Regions from separate parts of the Homo sapiens genome. Here region 1 is linked to region 2. Evidence: chromatin loops called from intact Hi-C (ENCODE). Cell type or tissue: dorsolateral prefrontal cortex. All regions are shown on one strand. Each heading gives the region's core, and the rest is flanking DNA. Links, peaks and the distances in the headings are about the cores only. Region 1 has its middle 14 kb from the start of AGGF1. Region 2 has its middle 23 kb from the start of CRHBP.

Region 1 (5,388 bases), core at 170-5,169, 87 kb before region 2:
CACCCTCTCCTTACTAGGTAAACAAAATGTGCTCAGAACCTTTCCACAATTCCCCCACACTCAGACGATCTCCCTGGAGCAGTTACATTCACACAAGTTAGAGTAGAAAGATAGGAATGTTCAAACCATTTTAATATAATAATAACTAGGTATATGATTTTAAAGTAAATTTATATTTTAATGTTTATAACATTATAACAATATTATAATAATATAATAAATATTAAAACAGTTTATAAGGTGATGACATGTTACAATATTATAACAAGTGTTATACAATACTGTTATAATAATAACAATATTATAACAATTATAATAATTTAACAATATAATGTCCAAATATTATAAAATATTACGACAATAATTATATGTTGGCCAGTCATGGTGGCTCATGCCTGTAATCCCAACAGTTTGGGAGGCCAAGGTAGGAGGATCACTTGAGCCCAGGAGTTTGAAATCAGCCTGGGCAACATAAGGAGACAAATAATAATTTAAAAAATTTTAAAAATAAGCCAGGTATGGTGCTGCACTCCTGTGGTCCCAGCTACTTGGGAGGATCATCCGAGCCTGGGAGGTCAAGGCTGCAGTGAACCATGATCACCCCATTGCACTCCAGCCTGGGTGACAAAGCAAGGCTCTCTCTCTCTCTCACTGTGTGTGTGTGTGTGTGTGTGTGTGTGTGTGTGTGTGTATACATACATATGTGTGTGTTATATAACAATTATAAGTCATATAATTAATATAGTATCATTTTCCCTTAGATTCTGTCTGAAAGGAAAGGAATGGGTTCTGAGTCTGATGAACATCAGCCTATCAGAAAAGAACAAAAGACTAGAGTTTGAGGAAAAGCAAGAAGTACCCTAGAGAAGGTTAGGAGCTAAAGGAAGTAAGAATTTTTTCCAAGACCAAAAGGAAACAAGAGGATACAGTAAAGAGGAAACAGGGTCTGGGGCTGGGTTGGGCATTAGGAAAAGGTGTTCAAGAAGAGAGAGAGCGCATTGCCCAGGAAGAACTGGGTGGGCAGATCTGATAAGGGACCACCATGAGGGCTATTGGTGCTCAGGAACTGCTTGGGAGCTGGGCCATCAGCTGCAGTTGGCTCTACTTTCATTCATGGGAGTGTCACCCCTGCCTGCACCAGGGAACTCTGGTAACCATCCTCCCTTGGTGCCCACGAGGACTTCATTCCTCCAGCATCCTCCCCCACTGACTCATAGGAACACTCACTTCATCCCCAGTGAAGCTGGGGAGCCAGCTTCACTACCCAATGCACATAATACCCCAAGACACTCATGAACCGAAGGAGAGGGAGAGGACTGATGGAGTCCTAGATTGGACCCTCAGTGGAGTGGGTGTGAGGAAGCATCTCCCACCTGTACTTGGGGGTGGAGTAGGGTGCTGAATTAATCAAGAAATGTGAAAGCATTTAACTCTGTAGGAGTCTTCTCCTTTCCTCCCTTCCCTTTTTTCCCTGAGGTGGAGCAAGTTATTGACAATTCTCTTATAATATAAAATATTTAAAAATATAAGAAAGGAAATTAAAATGATTCGAAGGAAACATTGGAATGCCACAACTACATATTTACCTTCTTGCTGTTTCAAGGAAGATCCTGGTCATGATCCCATCGTTTATTGATATGTACTTCTCGCCGTGTGTTAGTTCATGAGGATTCAATCTGAGATCATGATGAGTAAATATTTAATTACCAAAGTTATAGATTAGTTTCTTGGAACAGTCTCCTGATGAGCAAGGACAGAATGTAAGCCTAACAACTTCTTTATTATCATCATACACTTATTAAATATAGTCATGGCATTTCATTTGGCATTGAATATGTCTGCATATAAAATAGCCATGAACAAATTAAGATTCATCTGAATGTGTACCAAAACCCTAGAAGAGAAAGACAAAGTTGGATGCTTATGTAGCTCATTAGGGTTACAGAGGATTCCAAATAGTATAGAATTAACTTGATAAATGGGTGAAATGCTTTAGTTGTAACACAGACATGTGTTATGTAGTAAAGTAACAACTTCTAGACAGAGACACGTTAACTAAATCTCAGTTCTGTTACCCACATTAGCTGTGTGACTTTAGGCAAGTTACTTAAGCGCTCTGTGTTTCAGGTTTCCTCATATGTCAGATGGAGATTAAATAATAGAGTGGAAAGCTCTAAATTTAGAACCTAGCACATAGCAAGTTTGCAATGAATATTAATTATTGTTGTTCTGTTTTATAAATAGTGTTTGCTACATGCCAGGAGCTGGTTTAATTACTTTTCAAAAATAATTATTTATGTGCTAGGCACTGTTTTAAGCACTGTATTGATATTAACTCATTTAATTATCATAACAGTCTTGTGGGATAGGTATCATCATCATCATCACCATCATCATCATCATCACCTCCATTTCACAGAGAACAAAAATGAAGTCCAGAGATTAAGTAACTTGCTTAAGATAATACAGCCAGAAAGAGTCAGAGCTGGGATTCAAATTCAGACAGTCTGCTTCCAGAGGCAGTGCTCTTAATTCACATGTTACTGTCTCATCATCGTCATCATCATGAACCATAAATTCAGGTTTATGCATCAGCATGAGGCATTAATGTATACATGTTATTAATTGATTATTAAAGTTTTATCTACACAATAGATGGTTTAATATGATGCGTACATTATTCTTGTAAACTAAATTACATTTTAAGTGCAAAAGTGGGCTTGCTAATGAAAAAGTAGATATAGAACCATTCTAGAAAGCTTAAAAAGATTAATAGGAGCACAAATCTGCAAGGAAAGTTAGAGTTCATTGACAGTTCCCTGTCTTTTTATAGGATGGCCAACAGATCATTCTATTAATACATCCTACTTGCCTCTCAAGTTATTATAATGACCAAATGTGAAAGCGCTTTGTAAACTGTTTTTTAAAAACAAAGCTCTGTAGAAATGTAAGCTATAATGACCTGTCTTTTATACCCTACAAGATTCAGAACAGTATTCATTTGTGTGACATATACATGCATTCACATCCTTGGGAAATTTCTCAAGGGATATATAACATTCTGTCCATGTTGGCTACCACTGGAGAAGTGGGATTTCTGCTCTGACAGGGACTTCATTTCTCTCAGATCCTTTTTACTGAGACCAAATGACGTCTTGAAGAAGTAACACAAAACACAATTGACCAGAAGGTGGCAATAAAGCATTGACATTTTCAAAAGGTTTCAGGCACAAGTTTAAGGACTAACACGGTATTGTCTATCTGAAGAGCCAAAATGTTGCCTGGAGCTTCTAATGGTCCACATTCTGGGCCTGATGTTCTTCAGATGATTATGGAATTAGAGGCCTGTGTTCAACTATGAGGAGCAACTCCCCACCTTCCCACCATCACCCCAGGTGTCCCTACCCTGGAGGAGCCCAGACAAGAGGTGACTTGAATGTAGTGAGATAAATGCCAGTGCCAGGAATGCGCAGGGAGCTCCAGGAATGCTCAGGGTGCTCCAGGAGCAGGACTATTTATCTGAAGAGTATGTCCCCATCTTGGGGCATTATGGGAGGAAATTAACATGAAACTAAGAATCCCCACTTGAGTTAACTTTATTGTGTAAGTGGAATGATTATTGTGATAGTGTAATTATGTTATTTTTAATCCTTTGGTGAAGTTTTCCTATGTACCCATTTTACTGCATCTAGCAATGTGATGTCTTCTTGTTCTTCATCTAAGGAATGGGAAAGAATGTCGGGAGAAACGGGTGTACTCTTTAATTTGGTCCCCCACACCTTCTATCTCAGGTAATCAAAGAAGAGGATCCTAAGAAGACTCCCTTACTTCTGGGAGGTGCACATTAGTGCTGGATAGAGTAGGCTGGGCCCAGGTTTGTTAGAGAAAAAATCATTCTGACCCTTATTAACATGGTAAGGAGGATCCTAATCAGAACTATTGCAATAGGTAAAAGTGTCAAGACCATTGCAATAGGGGAGAGAGACTGGGTTCAACACTGAATACGACAAGAACAAGTGGAGATTTACAGCCAAGGAGCAGGTTGGGAGTAATGGTGGATGGAAATTTACTAAGAAGAGAAATCAAAGACGGGGCATTCTTGCTAGAGTGGCCAAACAAGGCTCTTGCTGAGGGCAGGAAAGGCTGATGAGATATCAAGGGTAGGGTATGAGGAATTTGATTGACATCAACAGCGATCAAATATTGAGGGTGGGGGATTCTCTCTAAATTGACTTTGTGGGATTCTTGTGAAAACTGGGCTATGCACGTTGAGGCCTAGTTGAGAAGAGGGCTCAGGAGAGATTGACTAAAGTTTGGTCAAGGAGAGAGTCTTTGTTAGGTCCAAATGTACAGAGAGCATCAATACCTTATTTTATTATTATTATTTTTTGAGACAGGGTCTTGCTGTGTCACCCACGCTGGGGTGCAGTGGTGTGAATTCGGTTCACTGCAGCCTTGACCTCCCAGGCTCAAGCAATCCTACCACCTCAGCCTCCTGAGTAGCTGGGATCATAGGGAAGCACCACTGTGCCTGGCTAATTTTTGTATTTTTACTACAGATGGGCACTTGCCCTATTGCCCAGGACAGTACCTTAATTTAATGCAGAATCTGCTTCATAAACTGGCAGAGTTTTGATCTTCTGCCAAGTGGCTAGACAGCCACAGAGATTCAGTGGGAATATGAATGTTTGTATATTTTGCCATATATATTTTATTCCAATATAAAATTGTTAGAGAATTTATTTGCATAAACTTATAAGAACATGTGTTTGGGTACTTCTCTTTAACAGCACAGTTCTTACTTCAATTAATCTGTATATATTGATAAGCAATGTACCTCACCTGTGTTATGGCTGTGTTGCTTTTGCTGGGAACTTGAAGAACCAAGCGTGTTTATGGGAGACGTGTAGGCTGGCTTACACCCTGACTTTCAAAAACCAGGTTAATCCTTAGCTCTTTAGCAGTTCTAACTAGGATGATACAATAGCTGGAAGATTAAAATATAATTAAATAGTAATCCATAGCCTTCTGAAGACCCTTATTTAAAAAAAAAAAAAAACCACAGAACAAAGACGTGCTAAGTATCTTCAAGTTTTTATGGGGTTTAAGTATGCACATGCTTATTAAACTCTTTCTGTGTCATTAACTTTGTAGGTGCCATTCTCTTTTTTCTTTTTTTTTAGAGATGGGGTCTTACTTTGTTGCCCAGACTGGAGTGCAGTGGTGCAATCATGGCTCACTGCAGCCTCAAACTTCTGGGCTCAAGCAATCTTCCCACATCAGCCCACCTAGTAGTTGGGACCACAGGTGAATGCCACCATGCCTGGCTAACTTTATTTTTTTATTTTTTATTTTTTTAGAAATGGAGTCTTGCTATATTGTCCAATC
Region 2 (5,388 bases), core at 329-5,328:
TAAGTTAAATTTAATTACAAAAGTACCTCTTTGTTTTCCCTTGGATTTATTTTAGCATTGATGAAGCAAATATAATTTTCATTTTAATGAGTTTCAGCTCCCACTGGTACTAAGCCGCTTTGTTTAGGTGTTAAATATTACAGAGTCATTAAAGGCTTTTCTTACACTTTTTTAATCTTTCTTCCCAAATCCCATCAGAAAAAAATGTCTAGCTTTATTTTGTTTTTATTTTTAAAGCGTTGATGAAAAAATAAATGAATTTTCTTTGTAAAAGGTAATGACTAAGTCATTCATCTGTGGATGGGAAGGGGTCGGCCACACAGTGGGAGACATCTCCCTAACTGGAGTTTCAAAAATGGTCTTCACAGCCAGGCACGGTGGATCACACCTGTAATCCCAGCACTTTGGGAGGCCAAGGCGGGCGGATCACTTGAGGCCAAGAGTTCGAGACCAGCCTGGCCAACATGATGAAACCCCATCTCTGCTAGAAAAACAAAAATAAGCTGGGCGTGGTAACGGGTGCCTGTAATCCTTGCTACTTGGGAGGCTGAGGCAGGAGAATTGCTTGAACCTGGGAGGCTGAGATTGCAGTGAGCTGAGATCACACCACCGCACTCCAGCCTGGGCAACAGAGTGAGAGACCCTGTCTCAAAAAGAAAAAAAGTCTTCACTTCGGTCTCATCGTGAGAAGGGCATAAAAATCTTGTGCTGTTGAAAGCCTAGGAGAAAGCTCTGCAAAATGCTTATTTTCCAACTTAACCAAATTATATTACTTAGGTTGTGCCTATAAGACATCAAAATAACTTGTCAGTCCTGCGCAAAAACCAGACAAACAACAGCAACAAATCTCCTATCTTTTCACTGGGGAGAAAAAAAAGAATTTAAATGCTTGAGTTTACAACCTATGATTTTGAAAGATGCAGACACAACACAAGTGACCTTTGAAAATAACTGACATCTTATGAAAAGATATATTGGGAAGTTTTTGTTATAAATTATATATATAAATAATAATCCATGTTAGAAAAATCCGCACTAGTGGTCAATGAAAAAAGATAAAATAACATAATTTTACCATCCAGAGATAACTACCATTATGGATATTACCCCTACTATGTTCCTCTGTCTCTCCTATGTGTGTGTGAATGTGTATATATGGACATCCTGGTGTCAAATTTTACACACTGAGACTTATGTGTGCACAAAAAAAAAGAAGAATAAAAAAAACCCAAATGTTCTTTCTTTCCTGTAAGTGATCTCATCTTGTTCTTAAGATTGCAGCTTACTTCTGGGTATTAGACTCCCACAGTCAGTGGCCTCCTAATGCAACCTTAATGTTCTCAGATTCGCTATCCATCTGGTCTTTTCTATAGCACTTCTCCATCCCCACCAAGGTTCAACCACGCTACGGGGCTGAAGGTAAGGACACCTCCTATTATGGACTGAATGTCTGTGCCCCTCCCCACTAATTCACAGGCTGGAGCCCTAATCCTCCATGTGATAGTGTTTGGAGATGGGACCTTTGGAAGGTAATTAGGTTTAGATGAGGTCATGAGTGTGGGGACCTCATGATGAGATTATTGTCCTCAAATAAGAAGAGAAAGAGGAGCCAGTCATGGTGGCTGGAGACTGTAATCCCAACACTTCGGGAGGCTGAAGTGGGTTGATTGCTTGAGCTCAGGAGTTCAAGACAAGCCTGGGCAACATAGTGAAACCCTGTCTCTACAAAAAAGTTTTTTAAAAAATTAGCCAGGTGTGGTGACACACCTCCATAAGTCCCAGCTACTCGGGAGGCTGAGGCGGAAGGGTCACCTGAGCCCAGGGAAGTGGAGGTAGCAGTGAGCTGTGATTGTGCCACTGCACTCCAACCCTCGACGACCGAGTGAGACCCTGTCTCAAAAAAGAAAAAAAAAAAGGAAGAAAGAAAAGGAAAAAGAGAGACTAGAGCTCTTTCTCCCTGCTCACCCACCTACAAGCCAGCAAGAATACCTGTTCCATACCCCACTGCCCCCACTCCTTCAGGCAAAAAAGCTGTTAACTTTGCCGACCCCATTCTAGCTCTCATAGGCTGCTCTCGAATTGATTTAGGTGTCCATTTCCACAAAACCTCTGCCAAGCTGGAGTTTTAAAATATCTCCTCCAATGGACTCCTACACAATTTCCCAGATGGGTAATATTCCAGGAAATCATAGGGCCTCAAACACTCTTCTTCTCCTTGGATACCCGCTTTACCCTACACTTCAGACATAATGGTCAATTCCTCAAAAACATCAGTGCTGAGTCAAGCCCAGTGATCAATAGAACAGAGCTCAGTGGTATTAAATAGAATTATGACCTAAAAGTAAAATTAAAGCAGCCCCAGCTGACAAGCTAACAGGGAATTTTCAGAGTCGAGTGATTGCATCTTTTCTAAGGTATCGAGCTGCAGAACTTCTTGCTGAGGATTGAATAGAAGGGTTTGGTCCAATCACCTACTGCCCTAAGCAACCAAACCTTAGGCTTTGTGGTCCTGAAACCCACACTGTGAGATGTGTGCCTCCTTACCATGGAAATTAAATAAGATTGGATTTTTATGTGCTTGAGACCTAAGTTCAGTCCTGGTTCTATTGTGTTCCTAGGGACCTTGGGTGTATCATTTCTGTGCACCTGTTTTTCTTTTTGGTACAATTTGGATGTGCAATCATCATGTTGCCAGACCTGCCCACGCCTGAGCATAAGCAGGGAGCTTGCTCAGTAGAGCGATCCCAGCTATTTCTCTGGAGATGCTGTCAGAGTCTGAGAATCTCTGTCTAACACGCATCACAGATAATTCTGTAGCACAGACGAATTTAGGAAACACTGAATTTGGAAATCCCTGGCTGTTTTCTAGCTTTCAGATTTCTTTGTTTTAAAGATTTAAAGATGAAAAACTACTCTTTGTGGGAATAGAAGATATCTTCACTGCAAACACCTCCCCATGTTGTAGGAAAATCAGACCAGCAGCTGCAACAGTAGAATTTTAGGATGCTGATGCACAAGAAGTTTTTATTAACATTCTCCTCTTCACATGAAGGTCTACAAATCTCTTGTGCACATGCCTGTCTGCTTTCCTTTTACCTGTTTCTGTTAGCTCCTATTAATTGAGCCTCTTTCCTTTTGTGGAAGTGGGTTGGGATCTCAGATCAATTGAACAATGTGTCCCTGCAGGTTGGGTTTTTGGTATGGTAAATAACACCCATCAACCAGCTATTGGTTATTTGGATACTGTTGGTGACCATTCCATCCAAACATTGCACCTGTTTTGCAATGTATAGTTTAGCCTGGTTCTACCATTCACTCTGATTCACAGGCTGCATATAATAACATTCAGCCTCTGCTTGGTTTCTGACACATTCAGGTTAACCATAATGACCCCAGCTTCCATCTCATGTCACCTCTTGGTGTACAGACCCAAAATACTGAGTTCTATTGGAATAACTGTAAAGCAAAGTGCAAGACCATAAGAGGATATTGTCATGCACTTATATTTGGCCAAATTTGTCTGGCACAATCAATTTGGAAACAATGCTTTTAATTCCCTTTTACTGCATGTATCAGGACAATTTTCTGTTAACTAATAGGATATTTCATTTTCCTGCATATATCTGAGAGACAAATTGTTCAATTGGTCCAGCAACTCTTTCCCTGAATTAGTAATGGAGTTCCCAGATGAAGTGGACATATACAAATCAAAGCCTCATTTGCAAACTTTTTTCAGAAAACAAAAAAGGTACAATATGCATCTACCTTCACCCTTCTCTCTGCCATGTAAAAATCCAGGCTGATTATATAACTCAAAGACCAAACCTCTTCCTATGTTTTTCCATGTGTTGGGTGCATTGTCCAGCGAGGAGCTGTAATTTTCTCTCTGCCACATCCATCATTAAGGTTGACTATTAGGTTTCTCCTACTGTGGCTCAGATTCTAATACTGAAGGTAACTCAAGAGACAGCCAAATAGCCAGGCACAGAGGCTCACGCCTATAATCCCAGCACTTTGGGAGGCCTAGGGTGGAGGAACACTTGAGAGCCCCGGAGTTCGAGACCAGCCTAGGCAACATAGTGAGACCTTGTCTCTACGAAAAATGTTTAAAAATTAGCTGGGCATGGTGGCACACCTCTGCAGTCCCAGCTGCTCAGGAGGCTGAGGTGGGGGAATTGCTTGAGCCCAGGAGTTTGAGGCTGTAATGTGCCGTGATTGTGCGCTGCACTCCAGCTTGGGCGACAGAGTGAGACCCAATCTCTAAAACGAAAATAAAAACAAAAAGAGACAGCCAAATAGTCAACTTCTACCCCAGTAAGTGACACTGGGAATTTTCATAGGATTAAAGAGTCCCATCTGGATATGAAAAGACCTTCTGTTTTTTACTGAGCCTGAGCTGCTTCTGTCTTCAACTAATCTTCTGTCATTTTAAGGGAAGATGGAATCTGTGTGGCTTTGATATTTTGCTACTTTCTGTACCATAATGCAGAAAGAAAGCAGCAGCTTAAGTAGCTTCACCTTCCCAGCTCACCCCTGCTCCATACAAGCCTTTTTTATTATATAAAATATGCCATGAGGGACAAAGGCTTCTCACTCCCATCCTAAAGGTGCATTATCTAATTTTCAAAATGTCTGTGAAGCCACAAGCACAGTGGCACTTACAATTGATTCTACCAAGTAAAAGATTATTCAGGAAGCAAACAAATTATAAAATTTCAGACATCTTTTTGCAGCTTATATGTTCAGGTCCTCTGCGTTGGGGAGATTATTGATGGCCCTGTTATGGTCCTTGTTTCCCTTGCAAGTGGAGGACCAAAAAGCTGTAATTTATAAAGGTCTCCATTGTGTAAAAATGACAGTGAACTAGACCCTTTGTTTCAAAACAAAGGAGGCAGTACTGACTCGGGTGCTCCTAAAGGATACGTGAAATCCATATAGATGGTGAGGGCATGGGAAGTATTCTTGCCCATGTGTCTTTCAATACCTGTGTAATGCCAGCACATGCCCCACCCAAACCCCCACGTCCTCAGAGCAGAGTCTAGGCCTGTGGACAGGGAACAGCACACACACAGATGGGCTTAGAGTCAGCTGGGCTTCAGCTTGAACCTGGCTTTTCCATGTATTTGCTGCAGGATCCTGGGAAATTTGCTCAACCAGAGCCTTGGTTTCCTTATCTACGAAATGAGGATACTAACCTTTCCCTGTAGGCTTGTTGAGAAGTTTCCATGTCATAACATGGGTAAAACATGGGAATGAGGCTGGACCTAAATGAATGTTAGTCTTCACCTTCCTAACTCTCCTCTTTCTACAACTGTTGTTCATAAGCTGAAATTTAATTCCTTATTTCTTCTTTCATCAAAATGCCCTTTGAGTTTTCTTTTAAAATTT

Evidence for each region. Hi-C counts contacts between places; a loop is a spot of excess contacts. Peaks named below come from ENCODE experiments on the same cell type or tissue, not always from the same donor. Only the 100,000 strongest peaks of a DNase experiment are listed, where the experiment ranks them.
Region 1: it touches region 2 in a loop (2.3-fold over the local background); 1 of 110 quality-filtered maps calls a loop at or near these places.

The regions. Positions count from the first base shown.
Region 1 is chr5:77,014,169-77,019,556 of GRCh38, reverse strand. No RefSeq gene overlaps it. Among named protein-coding and RNA genes, the nearest start is that of AGGF1, 14 kb to the left of the region's middle. In dorsolateral prefrontal cortex, for the core only: a CTCF peak has its summit at 3,213 (motif pointing right); no DNase peak of the experiment used is centred there.
Region 2 is chr5:76,927,632-76,933,019 of GRCh38, reverse strand. It overlaps a transcript of S100Z not described here. Among named protein-coding and RNA genes, the nearest start is that of CRHBP, 23 kb to the left of the region's middle. In dorsolateral prefrontal cortex, for the core only: no CTCF peak of the experiment used is centred there; a DNase peak (open chromatin) is centred at 2,713; H3K27ac peaks cover 2,110 bases.